3 separate regions of the Mus musculus genome follow, and all the other regions are linked to region 2. A link is a loop called in an ENCODE intact Hi-C map of the cell type or tissue named here. Cell type or tissue: left cerebral cortex. All regions are shown on one strand.

What was found. A loop is a pair of places that touch in the nucleus more often than their neighbours do. Peaks named below come from ENCODE experiments on the same cell type or tissue, not always from the same donor. Only the 100,000 strongest peaks of a DNase experiment are listed, where the experiment ranks them.
Region 1: it touches region 2 in a loop (1.9-fold over the local background); 2 of 42 quality-filtered maps call a loop at or near these places.
Region 3: a loop joins it to region 2, with 2.4 times the contacts of the local background. A loop is called at or near these places in 2 of 42 quality-filtered maps.

The regions. Positions count from the first base shown.
Region 1 is chr16:37,560,137-37,565,136 of GRCm38, forward strand. Rabl3 (RAB, member RAS oncogene family-like 3) reads left to right here. Exons shown (of 8, transcript NM_001042499.1): 5 at 3,480-3,630. Among named protein-coding and RNA genes, the nearest start is that of Hgd, 18 kb to the right of the region's middle. In left cerebral cortex, no CTCF peak of the experiment used is centred here; a DNase peak (open chromatin) is centred at 3,017; H3K27ac peaks cover 1,933 bases.
Region 2 is chr16:37,647,949-37,652,948 of GRCm38, forward strand. It overlaps Ndufb4 (NADH:ubiquinone oxidoreductase subunit B4), which reads right to left. Exons shown (of 3, transcript NM_026610.1): 2 at 1,066-1,212. Among named protein-coding and RNA genes, the nearest start is that of Ndufb4, 3.9 kb to the right of the region's middle. In left cerebral cortex, a CTCF peak has its summit at 3,098 (motif pointing left); a DNase peak (open chromatin) is centred at 349; H3K4me3 peaks cover 31 bases; H3K27ac peaks cover 888 bases.
Region 3 is chr16:37,381,560-37,386,559 of GRCm38, forward strand. Stxbp5l (syntaxin binding protein 5-like) reads right to left here and starts at 3,399. Exons shown (of 28, transcript NM_172440.3): 1 at 3,251-3,399; 2 at 1,953-2,146. The coding sequence starts at 2,138. In left cerebral cortex, no CTCF peak of the experiment used is centred here; DNase peaks (open chromatin) are centred at 2,044, 2,449, 2,938 and 3,530; H3K4me3 peaks cover 4,172 bases; H3K27ac peaks cover 1,944 bases.

The DNA.
Region 1 (5,000 bases), 88 kb before region 2:
TTTTAAGTGTGATTACAATCCTGAGAATGCTCTTTATGAAATATTCCTCTGAAGGTGTGTCATTAGTCCTATTTTAGCCTCTACTTGGTCTTTCCATTATCTGAATGGCATGTTTCCTGGCAGTGGTGTTTATTTTGATGGAATCTCATTACTTAGTTTTCCTACACTGCATTTTGCCCTTGGTATCATATCTAAGAGCTGTTTGCTTAATCTCATACAGGTTTTCTCCTGCATTTCCTTCTATAAGTTTTATAATATGGGGTTTGTATTAGATTTATGATCTGCTTTAATTTTATATAAATAATGTGATTTGGGCTTAAATTTGAATGTTCACCTGTCCCAGCATCATTTGGTAACAAGAGTATACTATCTCCATTGAATCATCTTCATTCTTTTGACAAAGTCAGTTGACCATAGTGACAGTACAGGTCGACTTCTGTACTCTGTTCTGTTGATGTATGCATCTGCTCCCTTGAAACTGTGAGCTAACATATATATTTTAGAGTTTCTGTCAGGTACTTGGTCACAGCTACCCAAAAATTGCTAGTGTGGTAGATCCTGACTGATTTTCAGATATTGAACCACCCTTTCATCCCATGGTTACAGTGAATTCATTCTTTCATTTTAGATGTTGCTGGTTTTGATTGAATGTTGTCTTGCAGTTTTGTTTTGTTTTTTTTTTTTTAATCTGTGTTCATATGGAATATTGGTTATACTTTCTGTTCTATAATGTCTTTGGCCTGTTTGATTTGAGGATAATTTTGGCCTCAATGTCCCTCTATGTCCTGTTTGGGGAAAGATATTATATATATTTGATGTTATTTCTTCTTTGGATGATTGCTTGAATTTACCAGTGAAATTTTGGGGCTTGCATATTTCATTTTGAAAGGTTTTTAACGTCAGATTCTATTTTTTTTTAATAGTTGCCGAATGGTACATGTATTTTGTTTTGTCTCAAGTGAATTTGGCAAATTTGAGCTGTAGAGGATTCATGCATTTCCTTTAAGTTACTGAACATCTGTGAACAGGGTTGTTTGTAATATTATTCGTTATCTTCCTGGAGTCTGTAATGACATGCGCATTTTCATCCCTGATCTTGCTAACTTGTGTTTTCTTTTTGCTTCCCTTAGACATGCTACTAGTTTGTTGATGTTCTAAAATTTTCAGATATTTTAGTTTCACTGATTTTTACTCCTCAAAAAACTTATTCTTAAATTACAAGTAAGAGATGGCTTATTTATACCAGAAAATACTCACATCAATGTTCAGAAATTCAAGATGGCATAATTGTTACAGATATAGAAACTGTACTTTGACTCTGTAACTTCATTTGGTCCTCTAGCTGCACCTGCACACGCATTAAACAACAGTGCATTGGTTCTTTATTGCTGCATTATTTTAACAGCAAATGATCTGGAAGCAACTCTGAGGTCCAAAAGAAAGTCTGTTAAATAAATAATGGTCTAGTTATATTCTGGAATACTCTACTTTAACTATTTAAGAAAGCATCAGGAATGTTTCTATGTAGGAAAATAGAGATCTACAGAGAATGCAAATCAAGATGCAGAGAATATACATCATTTCCCTTGTAATGTGCAAGAGAGCGTGTAAAGGAGTGTGCATGTATTTGCATACAGCATCCATGAAAAGGGCTGTAGCTCTAGCTCAGTAGAGCATTTCCCTAGCATACATAAGGACCTAGGTTCATCCTTAGCACCACTTTAAAAAGTAAAACAGCAAATCGAAAGCCCTATTGTATCTTTTATTTCTTGCATCTTAAACCTTCTTTATTTTAGTTATAGTATTAAGAGTATGCATAGCTGCTGTTTTCGTTTCTCAGAGAATTATTGTGCATATAAAATTATGTGTTTTTTAGAGAAGTTCTAGCCATAGCTGTCCATAATAAAATTCTCCGTCAGTTTTTCACATAATGATTATATCCAGGTCTAATTTCAATTGGATGTATGATTTTTAGTGAAAGAGGTGATAAGAAACATCAAAGACAATGTGGTATAATTTTCTTTTAAAGTTAATATTTAAGAGGTGAGTCATTATATACATCTGTGTTTCAATGAATATAGTTCTTGAAAAAATGAAAAGCTAAAAAGAAAAATGAAAGATCAAGGTATATATACTTACATGGTAATCTACAAAAGAGTATATACGATTTTAAATAGCAGAGATTATGTATATTAAAGATAGTATTTGATAGAAAACACAAAACTTTTCAAGAAAGAATTTGTGAATATAAGAAAAAGAAATAATCCTGAAGGGTGGTACCCTGAAAACCTTATTCTCTATAATTTAAATTTCAATCCAAACCATGTCTCCCAAGTGAGGAGTATGTAGGTAACCAGGTACTAGTTCATAGGCCTTGAACTTGTGTTGGTTTCCATACAAATAAAACAGATATGTAAATTCAAAACAACTCTGTTCTGAGACACAACTACAGCTGAGGCTCTGCAAGATGAGTGTGAAAGGTGGGGAGACCTAGTGAGTGACCCTCTCCGCCCAGCTCAGTTAGAGTGCTCCAAAAGACAGAGGAGTGCTAAGCCGGAAAAGGAGCCGCGCTCCAGTGGGTTTTATTGATTGGATTATACAGCATCGATTGTTCAAAAGCAGGTTTGCTGACTGCTGTAAATTGAACTTATAACGTGTTAGAAGTCTAGATCTACTTTGCTTCTAATAGGCAAATAGAATTTCAATTAATTAACAACAGTGGACTTTATGTTCCTTTCAGTAGTGAGAACTATCATTTGTAATTGCTACTCAATCCTTTGGGTAAAAATGGGAAGAAACTGAATTATAATAGACCCCCTTCTAACACTAAGAGATTCTGATGGCCGATCCTCTGTCTCTTATGACTGTCATGTAAGGATAATTCTTTGGTACTGGTCGTCTTGCCTTTTAGAATCATGCTTTTAACATTTCAGCAGTTTTCCTCCGCTTCCATCCAAGCTGTGTCTCACTCAGGCGCCGCTTCCCCAGCTCTTTTCACTCTGAAAAGGTTTTTTTAATTACTCATAGCCAGGAATACATATGCAAGCTGGAGGATTTGTGCATGAAGTGCCTGCATTCCTTGCTAGGCTCCTGGGTTTTCCACACACTGAGCTTTAAATCTACTTCCTTCTTTCACACTGAAAATTTTTGAAGCTGTTACCTACTGAAGACACTGCATTATGGACACTTGAGTCACATGATCATGGTGTACTTGGTAGGCCCTCAGCCATCCTAGTTATCTGCTATAAAGAGACACAGAAACAGACTTTGAATAATAAGATGAAGAGTTGGAATTCAATAGATGATGGGCTGATCATGAAGATACATTAAAGATAGCAGGAGAAAAAAGATTTATAGGTGACGATGAGCAGCAATAAGTTAATTATCACTAAAGTTGTGTAAGCACCTTGCATTTAAAGAATACACATCTACGTTGGGAAGGTAAATTCTATTCTCCTCTTCATGGTTATTTACCACAGGGATTATGACCGAGAACAGTTTGCTGATAACCAAATCCCACTGTTGGTAATAGGGACTAAACTGGACCAGATTCATGAAACCAAGCGCCATGAAGTTTTAATCAGGACTGCTTTCCTGGCTGAGGACTTCAATGCTGAAGAGATTAATTTGGTATGTACTTTCACCAATGTGTGTCTAGGTTATATTCTAGGCAAAGCAGCTTTATACTCAAATCCGCAGCTCACCAATCCAGAACAAATCAGAGTCAGCCTGTCTAGACTATCACATGAAGGTCTCTTTCACTTTGAACTTGTACACTGGGCTGTTGGAATCCTCAAGCTATATTCTGCGAATAGTACAAATCATAGCCTCTTTTTTGAAAAAACTTAAAAAGCATACCAAACTCAAAATAATCCTATCAATTAAGGCATACATTGGTTATTGTTGTTTTTGGAAGAAAAAAAAAAAGCTCTTAATCCCAGCACTCAGGAGGCAGAGGCAGATGGATCTCTGAGTGAGTTCCAGGAGACAGAGAAAGCCTGTCTCAGAAAACCAAAATAAAATAAAATAAGTAAAATGAAAGAAAAAAACCTCTTAACTGCTTACCACAACTGCTTAATTTGAAGGGCACACAAGCAGATGTATGAGGAAGTTGCACACTGTAAACCAGGAATGTGTCATAAGGACTGATGTATATAAAGTCTTACATATAGAAACTCTGTGATAGCTAGCTTAATTAGAACAGAATGCTAACGAGCTAGGAAACAACGCATATAAACCAATTCCCACTCCCCAGAACAAGACCTCGCCCGCAGCCTCGGAGGTGGAGATGAGTTATCGATGCTCATAAGCAGGATTGCCACGCTGTCAGTACACTGTTGTTCAGGTGTGCAGTGCTGACTGAGCCAGTGGCCAGCACTTGGAGGGCAGCTGTTCTCCAGATGCAGTTGTAAGGTTTACAGGTATCACATCACACGTAATGTAGGTACTTCTAGCTCCATTTTAAAGATGAAGTCAAATAAGGCGCTCCGACTATACAACTTAAGTCCCTTTCCCACTTGATTACCCTTCAACTAAGATTTAAAATGAAGGTGCTTTGAAATCATTTATATCAACAGTTACCCAAAGCTCACTGCATAGTTATATTACCAACAGCACCTATGAATGTTTATAATGACTGCTCTTCAAGTCAGAGCTTTGTGCTCAGAATGCTGGCAGGAGCTCACTGTTAATGCTTTGTTTTGTAATGTGGTACTGAGCCTTACACATGAGAAACACTTTACCACTGAGCTGGAGCCTCCGCCAGATCATTCAAGTGAGTCTGATACCTTTTGCTCAGTGAATTAACATCTGTAAACATTGCCTCTACCTGTCTGGTTCAGTCTCTGCCTGCCCTCCATTGTTTCTTATATTTTATTGTACAGTGGAATGTGCCCCCTGTTTGCATTTACCACCATGGAATGGTCAATGTAAATACCCCGGTAGTCAGTGTTGGATCCTAGTGCTCAAGTGGCTCCCTACCATATAGATTATAAAAGTGT
Region 2 (5,000 bases):
AAGCAGAAATCATTTCTGTCTTGTTTTGAGGCAGAATCCCAACCTACAGCCAAGGCTAGCCTGGAACTCAGTTGTTAACGTAGCTGGCCTCAAACTCATGGTGCTCCACCAGCCTCAGCCTCCCCAGGGCTAGGATTACAGGTATGAGCTACCATGCCTAGCTTCAAAAGCAGACAGCAAAAGTAAATGCACACAACTTCTGGAAACGCATGCTGATGTACCAACCAAAAGATAAGAGCTCACGAAGAGGAGGCGGCTGGCCTCTAGTCTACATGGCTACACAAGCGCTGGACTGTGCCAGGAACGGGAATGGAGCAGCCTTCTCTGGGACCACGCAGCCAGGCCTCTGAAGACAGCAACTGGCATGTTACCCCTGCTTCCGTTGTTGGGGTTTCGTGTGTTTGAAGAGTAACTAACATGCAGAGCTCAGCAACAGAGCTAAGTGAGCCATATGTTCTGCTAACGCTCATCCAATACACACCATCTCTAACAAATGCACCAGCAAAGCTAAAGGACTCCAGGGTATCCGAAGGTCAGACACAAAACAAGTTCAGCTTTAACCCAGACAGGGTCACTCATTCCTGTAATCCCAGTGCTCAGGAGGCTGGAAATTTGAGACTGGCCTGGGTGACATAGGGAGATCTCAATCCTGTCTTAGTAAAATCAAGTTTCTATATACCCTCTAATGAGAAAATTAACTTTTAAAAAGTTGTTACGGTATTTACTTGCTTAATCATCACATTACAATTTCTCATATTATCTGGGAAAAAAAACCCAGGAAGACTCATGAACTGAACTCTACTCTCATAAATTTAAACTGACCCTTCTGTTACTTTTTATAAACTGCAAAGTCACCATTAAATTAAACCTGAAAGAGCCATAGGCTGCCATGTTGTTGATTTTTTTAAAACAAAGTATCAAATCAAATGAAAACTCCAACTTTTCCGAGAAAGGAATAAAGACATGTGACCAAAAGAGACACTGGGAGCCATCACCACTAGGAACTGCTGGGGGCACCTAGGAGGGACTTCTCAAACCAGCTAAACATCTAGCCCTAATACTTACCCTGTCTGTTTTGAAAACATAATACCAGAAGATGAGGGGCCCAAACCCTGCCACAGCTCCTAAAAGTGAGTTCTTGGGAGTGGGCCTGAAATTAGGATAAATATTTGCTGATCTTGCATAGGTCCAGCGAATCAAGGCAGGATCCTCCTGAAAGGAACACAAACACAGACTCGTCAACCTTAAGGAGGCCACGCTGAGGGAGAATTCACCGGGGCTGCTGTGAAGGAGCCCACCAACCTTGAACCCAGGCTTTCTGATCTCCCCCTCCCAAGTCTGGAATCACAGGACTGTGCCATGACTCCCACCTGACTGGTTCTACTATTCAGAAACTTTATTCCCCCCCCCTCCTTTTTTCCCTTTTCTTTTGGTTTTGGTTTTTATTAAATACGGTCTTGCTCTGTAGCCTTGGCTAACCTATAGCTCAAGCTGGCCTCAAACTCATGACAACCCTCCTGTGTCTCAGCTTCCCAAGTGCTGGGATCATAGGTATGCACAACTTTCTGATGATCCTGTTCAAATTCTGCGTGATTTAAAGATTCTTTTCTCCCCTCTAGCTTTCTATTTCCAATGTAAGATTCCTAATTTTAAACTATCCGAGAAGCCACCTCTCCCGATTCATCACTTTTAAATGTCCCACAGACTTAACCTCCTATCTCTCTTGGAAGTGGCCATGAGACCCACCCCACAGCCCAGATGAAGAGAGATCTCAGATGCTCTATCAAGCTTCCTATTTTGCTTCTAGCATCCTTTCTAACGCTGTCACAAGCGGCCTTCCCTGCTAAGTCAGTTGCAGGAAGATGAAAGCAGGCTTACCCTAACTCTGAATTATATGTTTTTGCTTTCTTTTGGTTCAGAAGATCAAACCAGGGGCATTATGTAAATAAGGCATGAGCCCTAACACTGAGCTATACCTCTCGCCATGAACCCTAAGTTTCTAAACTAACTTGGCTGGTGTTTGAAAAGCAAACTGTTACCTTCCACACTACTAAAGTCTTGGGGAAAAAAAAAGGTCAAAAGGTCAAAATTGTAAAAAAAAAATCAGCTTATCTTGGCTAAGAAAAAAGTAATTTAATATATTTATACTAAAATAATCTCCTAAGAATAGAAAATCTACCCCAAACACATAATTAAACTTAATTAGCTAAATCCCCAAATGATTCTACAAAATTATTCTCGCCAATTAACTGGCAGATTAAAATAAGCAAATAAAATCAGCTTTAGTCTTCAGTATGCAGCATGAACATCTAAGGTCTTAACCAACACCAAGCAGCCATGATTGGCAAGACTGAAATAACTTCGACATTTACATTTCAAACTAAGCTGAATTACAGCAATTCGACCCTGAGGTGACCAGCTATAGCTCGAAGGTAAGGGAGCCTTGATGGAGATGCAGTCAGCCTTTCAATCAGGTTGAAATCCCTCAACTGCAAAGGTGATCAGTTCACTACCAGTCAGAGAAGTCTAAACCTAACCTCCTGCTGCTCTAGAAATGAACAGTATGGTCGCATAATAGTAACCGGACAAGCAGAGCAAGGCCAGAGATGAAATGCATCTGAATGCCACACAATGAGACCTCTCAAGTCACCAGTCACTCACTAGTCTGCACTTTAATAGCTTCCAGATCTGTCTCTGGAATAGACATTTCATTTCACAAAATACCAGTAACTTCATGACCAAAACCAGAGGAAAAAGCTGAAGAGATGGCTCAGTGGTTAAGAGTGGTTAGTTGTTGCTCTTGAAAAGGACCTGGGTTCAGTTCTCAGAGCCCACCTGGTGGCTCACCACCATCCCTAAGTCTAGTTCCAAATGATCCAATGTCTACTTCTCGCCTCTTCTGGCATCAGGCATATGTGGTACACATACAGAAATGTAGACAAAACACTCATACAAATGAATTAAGTAGGGCTGGTGACATGGCTCAGCAGTTAAGAGCATGAACTGCTCTTCCAGAGGTCCTGAGTTCAATTCCCAGCAACCACATGGTGGCTCACAACCATCTTTAAAGGGATCTGATGCCCTCTTTTGGTCTGAGGATGTATATGCAGCAGAGCACTCATACATTAAATAAATAAACAAAAATTTAAAAAGCCAAACATAAACATTTAAAAAAAAACTTATTTTAAAAAACAAACCAAACAAATGAATTAAGTAAATGGGGGAGGGGGTTGAGGCAGCTTTCCATGTCACCACTCAATGTCCAGTGAAATGCCAGCAGCCTCTGGTGTGGGAAAGCCTCACACTTTCCTCTGTACTTCCCGAGTCCATCTCTGTTTGGCTTCCTTCCTCTCTGCCCATTCTCTCTTCATCTCTTTTGCTCTTTTCCTTCTGTTGTTTTTCAGTGTTTTAACATCGGGCTTTAACTTTTGCTGGGCTCTCTTACATAAGTTCACTCCATGAAAGAGGTCATCTGGTCACATGACTTTAAGCCCATATGGGCATGGCTACCAACAGCCTACCTCTAGCCCTAGACCTCCATGTTAAACACAACATCTACCCAGGAGTCCTAAAAGTACCATAAACTGATCTGCCAATATTCCTTTCAGTCCACCACCACGTGTGTTCCTATCACATTCCTGTTGACCTTGGAACCATCCTCCCCTTGTCTCCTACACCAGACAGTTGCACCCTGCTGAAGCCGGCTGGATCTGCTTTTAATACCGCCCATCCTATTCTCACCACACCTTGCCATCTCACAACTACTGTCACAGAGCCCATTAACTGCGAGATTTAACTACTACAGAGATTTAACTGCTGCAGAGGCCTCCTAGCTCCTCCCTCTCTGCCCTCACTTCCTCCCAGACAATTCTTGAGGAAACAAACTTGAGAGATTTTGTTAAGTCTCCGTTATGTGACTGCCTCCTCAGTAGAGATCTTTACAATGTCATACAAGGTCCATGTGATCAAGTCGCAGGGATCTCTTTGACTTCGGTTTGTCACTGTACCCCCCACTATTTTATCCATAACAGTCTCATAAGAAACAAAACTTCATCATCGAAATACATTCTATGTAATTCTCACCAATGCATCTAATATAAAATAAAATAACACAATTAATAAAGATGTTATTTTTAAAAAGGCAATCATGTTATAAGGACATAAAATGAAACTTGGCTCCACCTCCTGAGTACTAGGTCTGCTAACATATTTTGAAATAGCTCTCTGGTATAGTTTGAGATATATTAAATGCTAGAGCTGGTCTTGTACCTACAGTGTCTTCTAATTGGCACACTCTTTCCCTTTCCCTCAAGCTAACTCCTTTGGTTCACTTCTTTCAGATCCTTACTTAAATGTCATGCTCCAAGAATGGGATTGTGGCTCAGTGGTGAGCGCTTCCCTCCCATGTGAGACCATGGATTTGATCCCAAACACTACAAAACAAACAAACAAAAACAAGATGCCCAAAGCCCTGTTCCAAACAGGTGCTTCCTTCCCTGGTGCACGCAGGGTTGACCCCACCCTTATTTTCTGTACCACTCACCACCGGCTCAAACACCAAATGATTCAGATTTCTAACGCACTTAGTATTTGTCATCCCCATTCCAAACACAGGTAGCTCTACAAGGCCAGGGACTTCCAGCTGGCTTTGTACTCTCAACTCAGCATCTTCGTCTCATAATAGGTCCTGAGCAGTTATTTTTGACCTAATTAGTTACCCCTAAAGACTAGACAAAGGGTGCACAAGTTTTGGCTGGTAAACGATTAATGGGGCAGCTAAGGAGGCAGGTGTCTCTATTTCTATTAGAGATGCGAAATGGAAACTTCCCTGGGTTACAGAGATCAAAAAACAGACGACTGGGGGTTCAAACTTCACATCTGACTGAGGCCTTACTCTAGTTACTTTTAAAAAGTTAAACAAACAAACAGGCCCCGTGTTGTGGTTCATGCCTTTAATGTGAGCACTCACAAAGCGGAGGCAGGTTGATCTCTGTGAGTTC
Region 3 (5,000 bases), 270 kb before region 2:
CTTTATATATCCATTATAGACTATGCTACCTATAATATAGTTACATAATCACTTTTTAAATTAACTGTAGTCCTAGTCAAATATACTATTGTGTTTTCCATACTTGGTGTGACTGCAGTACAATTACTGCATAGCTAATACAACTGTCTAACCTCATAGTTTATTTGAAACTTATTACCCTAAATATAAAGTATATTATAATGGCTATATTTGTTCTACAACAAACAAGGTATCTTTTCAACTTCAAAAATATAAATATTTTATCACCCCTCTCACCCTGTGTATTCTCTTCACCGTCTTGTCTTCTCAAATTCTAATAAGCTTTCTTTCATATAAGGAAAATAGAAATATTTATTCTCATACTGCAAATGCAGGAAACAAGGTTCCAAGAAGAAAAACATATCTTGCCCGTGATAATATGGCTGGCAAATGGCAGGGCTTAAAATGTTTAAAAAAAAAAACTTATTCATAGGCCATTGTCCTTCCTACCATGCCATATGTATCAGACATAGACCATACTTAACTTCTGCCACTTGTCATGACCACTCTTTTCTTAAGAAACTTGGAGGTAACCGTGTGCTGCACTTTATTTCCAGCATTTACACATACATACCTCTGAATTTATTTCATTTAAAAATTTCTCTACTTGCTTTACAGCCTCTACTGTTCATCATCCATCTGGTTTGAGTCTACCTGCTCTATACTAATTTTATCTGAAATAAAATTCTCCTGCATCACTATCACGTTCATTACTTGAGGGTATTAGGATTTTTTTTCAGAATATGGGAAAGGAAATAGAAATAAATAATCAAGACATGATTCTCCTGTGTAGCAATTCAAATTTGGCTTCCAGGGCTCTTTCACATATTTGTTTCAGAACCGCTATTAAGTTCTTCCTTAACTGATATAATATCTATTACTTCATATTGTATTCAAATTTCACACAATTGATTAAATCTATTTAATTCTAAATAAACTTGGGCCTTAAGTAAACTAATAACTATAGATTTGATGTTTTTATAATAAACTTTCTAGGAAGAGCTGAGACAATGACTGAAACTTAACCTGATTTTTCTTATTATGTATTTATATTATGTATTCAATCACATTTATAAAACTATATTCATTTATATCATACAAATGACTTAAAGGTGGTTTTTTTTCTCATATAAGTCATATCAAAATTACACTGAAAGGTAACACCCAAAAAGAGCAATGAAGAAAATATACCATCTCATAAAGTAATACTATAATATCTTTATATAGCAATGTTACATTTTTTTTTTTTTACTATTTCTCATCTTCTTTCCCTGTCCAAAATTCTGCTTGTTCATTGGAAGCTCAAAATCAAAGTATAATGGCCTAAATGTTTTCCTCTGAATCAGAACACGTTGCTTTGCTTTTCTGGGAATTCTGAGTTCTCACAAGAATTGAGCCCATAGGATTTGTATGCTTATCAAGGGTCTAAGATCCCTTTTTTTCTAATATCTAGAATTTTAGAACACTGTCACTGGGCACATTAATCTATTATCTACTTAATTCTAGCAACATGTTGAGAGCCTTATTCATTTTACAACTAGACAGAGAAAAGGAATAACAGTTTCTCAGAATGAAAACCCAGGAAGCCAAATGGCTGTCATTTCTCCTTCAGTTTAGTACGTATACACAAACGTATTTTGTCCACTTATTTGGCTTTAACACCTTGGAAATACTACTTTTTGTGTGTCTTTTCCTTCTCTTTAAAATACCATTGTTGCTTATAAACCGATGCCAAAGTTAATATCTAAAGTGTTTTTATTCATTCAAATCAACTTAGTACTAGGCTCTTTGATACTGACGTCTCAACAATTTCCAGCCCTGCAAATGTATGTGTGTGTGTGTGTGTGTCTCCTTGTTTCTTCACAACAGTAAAGTAGAAATATAACAGGCCCTAAAGCCAATTCAAAACTTACCTTGCAAATCTGGAAATAGTCTGAAGTCAGGCTTTCCTGAATTTCCTCTCTCGGAAGCCCTGCAGTCCCTCCTGGATGGACAGAGCCACTTCCAGCCCCACCACTGTTACTGCCACTGCTGCTACCACTGCCAGGGGAAGAGGCAGTTAAGCCATCCAAAACTTTTCGGAAATTAAACTTCTTCATTTTAAACACTGTCGAAAAATTAAAAGGAAAAGAGAAGTGGTCACAAACATGGAATTTTACGGGGCAAAAGCCTCTATCTTTTCATTAGTCAAGGCAGGAGTAGCTAGTCCCCATTTTATGAGCATTGGATGTAATCGACGGGGAAGAGGGGTTCGGGCTTCATGTCCTCAAATTTTAACTTTAAAAGGGATATCTTTATAAGATAAAGAGAACACAACTCCAAGAGCAACAGTATTCCTTCCTTCGCACATTCAGATTTTCAAGGGCTTTATCCCCAGCTGTAGCTATGCTTTATCAGCACTGGGGTAAAAATAAAAGGCCGTGTCATCATCGTCATTAGCATTATATCATCATTATTATACAATCAAACCAGAGCCCAACAGACCAAGACCCTATGGACTGTTCTGAAAGGGGGGCTTTCCTTCTTCAGGGTCAACTCATAAATTTTTATTATCGGAAAAAACGATGTTGTAGGGGAACCAGTATTTACTCTTCCACCATGTTTGGGGCTCCCCCCCACACAATCCCATCATCTTCAAAGCTTCCTTTTTCTCAATAGAAACTAGGGGACAGGAAAAAAAATGGCTTTTTTCCATCCCATATACCCAAAAACCTAGACCCCAAAACATCTGCGGTGACTCACGGCCACAGCCGACGGGAGGGGCGAGCGGGGACCGCCTGCCTCCACCTGTCCCCAGCTCCTCTCTTCTGCCCCTCTCCCGCCTCTGGTCTCCCGTGTCCCCTCCCCGCCCGGCTCCCCCTCTGCACAGCAGCGGCTCTCCGGGGGATGTGAGGCGGTGACGCCTGCGGCCCGAGTCCCGCCTCAGCCTGCGGGGCGCGCAGAGCTGGCTCTCTCGCTCCCTCCCAGCCAAGCAGGGCGCTGAGGCTACCACCGCGGGCTACGAGCCCTGGAGCCCTCACAGACAGCCGGGAAGCCACACGCACCTCAGACAGCTGCGCGGGCGCGCTCTCCCTCTTGCACAGGCACACACACACACACACACACACACACACACACACACACACACACACACACACAGGCGTGCGCACAGGTGTGAGGGCAAGCCGCGATGGGACAGCACGGGTGTCCCTGGGGACCCCAGACTTAGCACCTTCCTCAGACGCCACTAGCCGCCGGCCAGCCCGTGAGGCGGAGGGCGCGGAGGCTGCAGGCTCACAGGCGGGCGAAGGTCCAGCCCGGATCCGGCCGCTTCTCGGGTCCCTCTGGTCCTGGTGCCTGGCGCTCTCCGAGGTCCTAACCGAGCGGGCGGGTCTGTCTCAGGCTCCGCCCCCGCCGTGGGAGGTAGGCCCCGCCCCAGTCGGCCCGCACCCTCCTCCCTCCCAGACTCTCGCGCCGGGGGCGGGGCACTCTGGGCACCAGGGGGGCGGGACATCCTCTCGCCAATCACAAGCTCCACTGACCTAAGTCTTAGGGATTCCAGGCAGGAAAGAAGTTTGGGGATAGGTCAGAGAAAAAGCCAGTGACAGGAGGAGGGGATCATTTAGGAAAGTAGGTGATGTATTTGATTGACAGCCATACTAGCCAGTATGCCTTGGCGCCGTGCTTTGGGGGCTGTAATTGGTGCTACCTGTTGAAGGACGCAAGTGTGAATCAATAGAATGCTTGCAAGCTTGAGAACTTGCGCTCCGGGAGTCCCAGGCTGCAGAAAGGGTTACCTTAGGTCGTGCTCTGGACTGTATTGTGGACCCGGCTTTTGGACCGGGCTTATTTTGCAGCCTTCCCCCACCCCCCAGCACCCCTTGAATCTATTTCTGCTCACCAGGGCCAGGTGCATCTAATAGACGATCTCGCTGCCCTGCTATATGCGTTGAACGTAGATTTGTAAATAATCCCTACAAACTGTTAGTTCTCTCCATTAAGTCATCTGTACCAAAATGAATTGGTTTTCGGTGGAAATGTTGGCTTCCAAATCTTAAGGAAATGATTTGCCTACTTTATACAGCCTATGGAAATAGACCAGCGTTCCCCTTCTCCACATAGACAAATTAAATTTTTGAGGAAACATTTCTCTCAAATCATGACAAGATGCATCTTAAGCTTTTTTCTCATTTGAATCATTTTGGAAAATACTCTATTCCATACAGGAAAAAGAAACATCGCACCATTGTGAAGAAGGTGATGTAGTTCTGAGCCCTGACTGGCTTTTGGTAAAAGGCTCAAGGTCCATAACTAACTGTACACTTTAATCTAAGCAACAGGGATCATTAGAAATCGTCCCAAATATTTACTGTCCTACATCTTAGGTATGAAACACCACTTCCAGACCCATCCCTTTCTCTGTCAGAGATGAGAGGGGAGAAAGGGAAGACTTGAATGCCTTATGAATTACTCAGGCAAATAGCAAAGAAACCATGGCGATCAAATCGCGCTCAGATTTTCGGAAACTCAGCTCGGTATTCACATTCTCATTTTGAATGTTCTACTCCTTAACACTTGCAGCACTTCTTTTTGTAACCCTCTCACACTTTCACGGTCAAACCCAGATAGTGATTTTCTTAATAACCATTAAGGAGTAGAACTTTGTGCTTCTAGTTAATTTAGTACCTGGCACAGTATTTCTCTTAGAAAGAGCATTCAAAGGGCTTTAGACAATGGATTAGTTACTGGCTATAAGATAAAGATTTATGAGATGATATCTAACTTATCATGCTTGGGAGGAGTGAAAAATAAGTATGGAAACAAATTTCATATGTGTTATAAACTGGATCTTGAAGTGCTTCTAAATCCTATATCAGATACCTAACAATACCTGTCTTTTGCTGTCTCCTGTTGCCTTTTTTTTTTTTTTTTTTTTCCTTTCTGGCCCATTGTTCATTTCCAAACATCGGAGTTAATGAGAG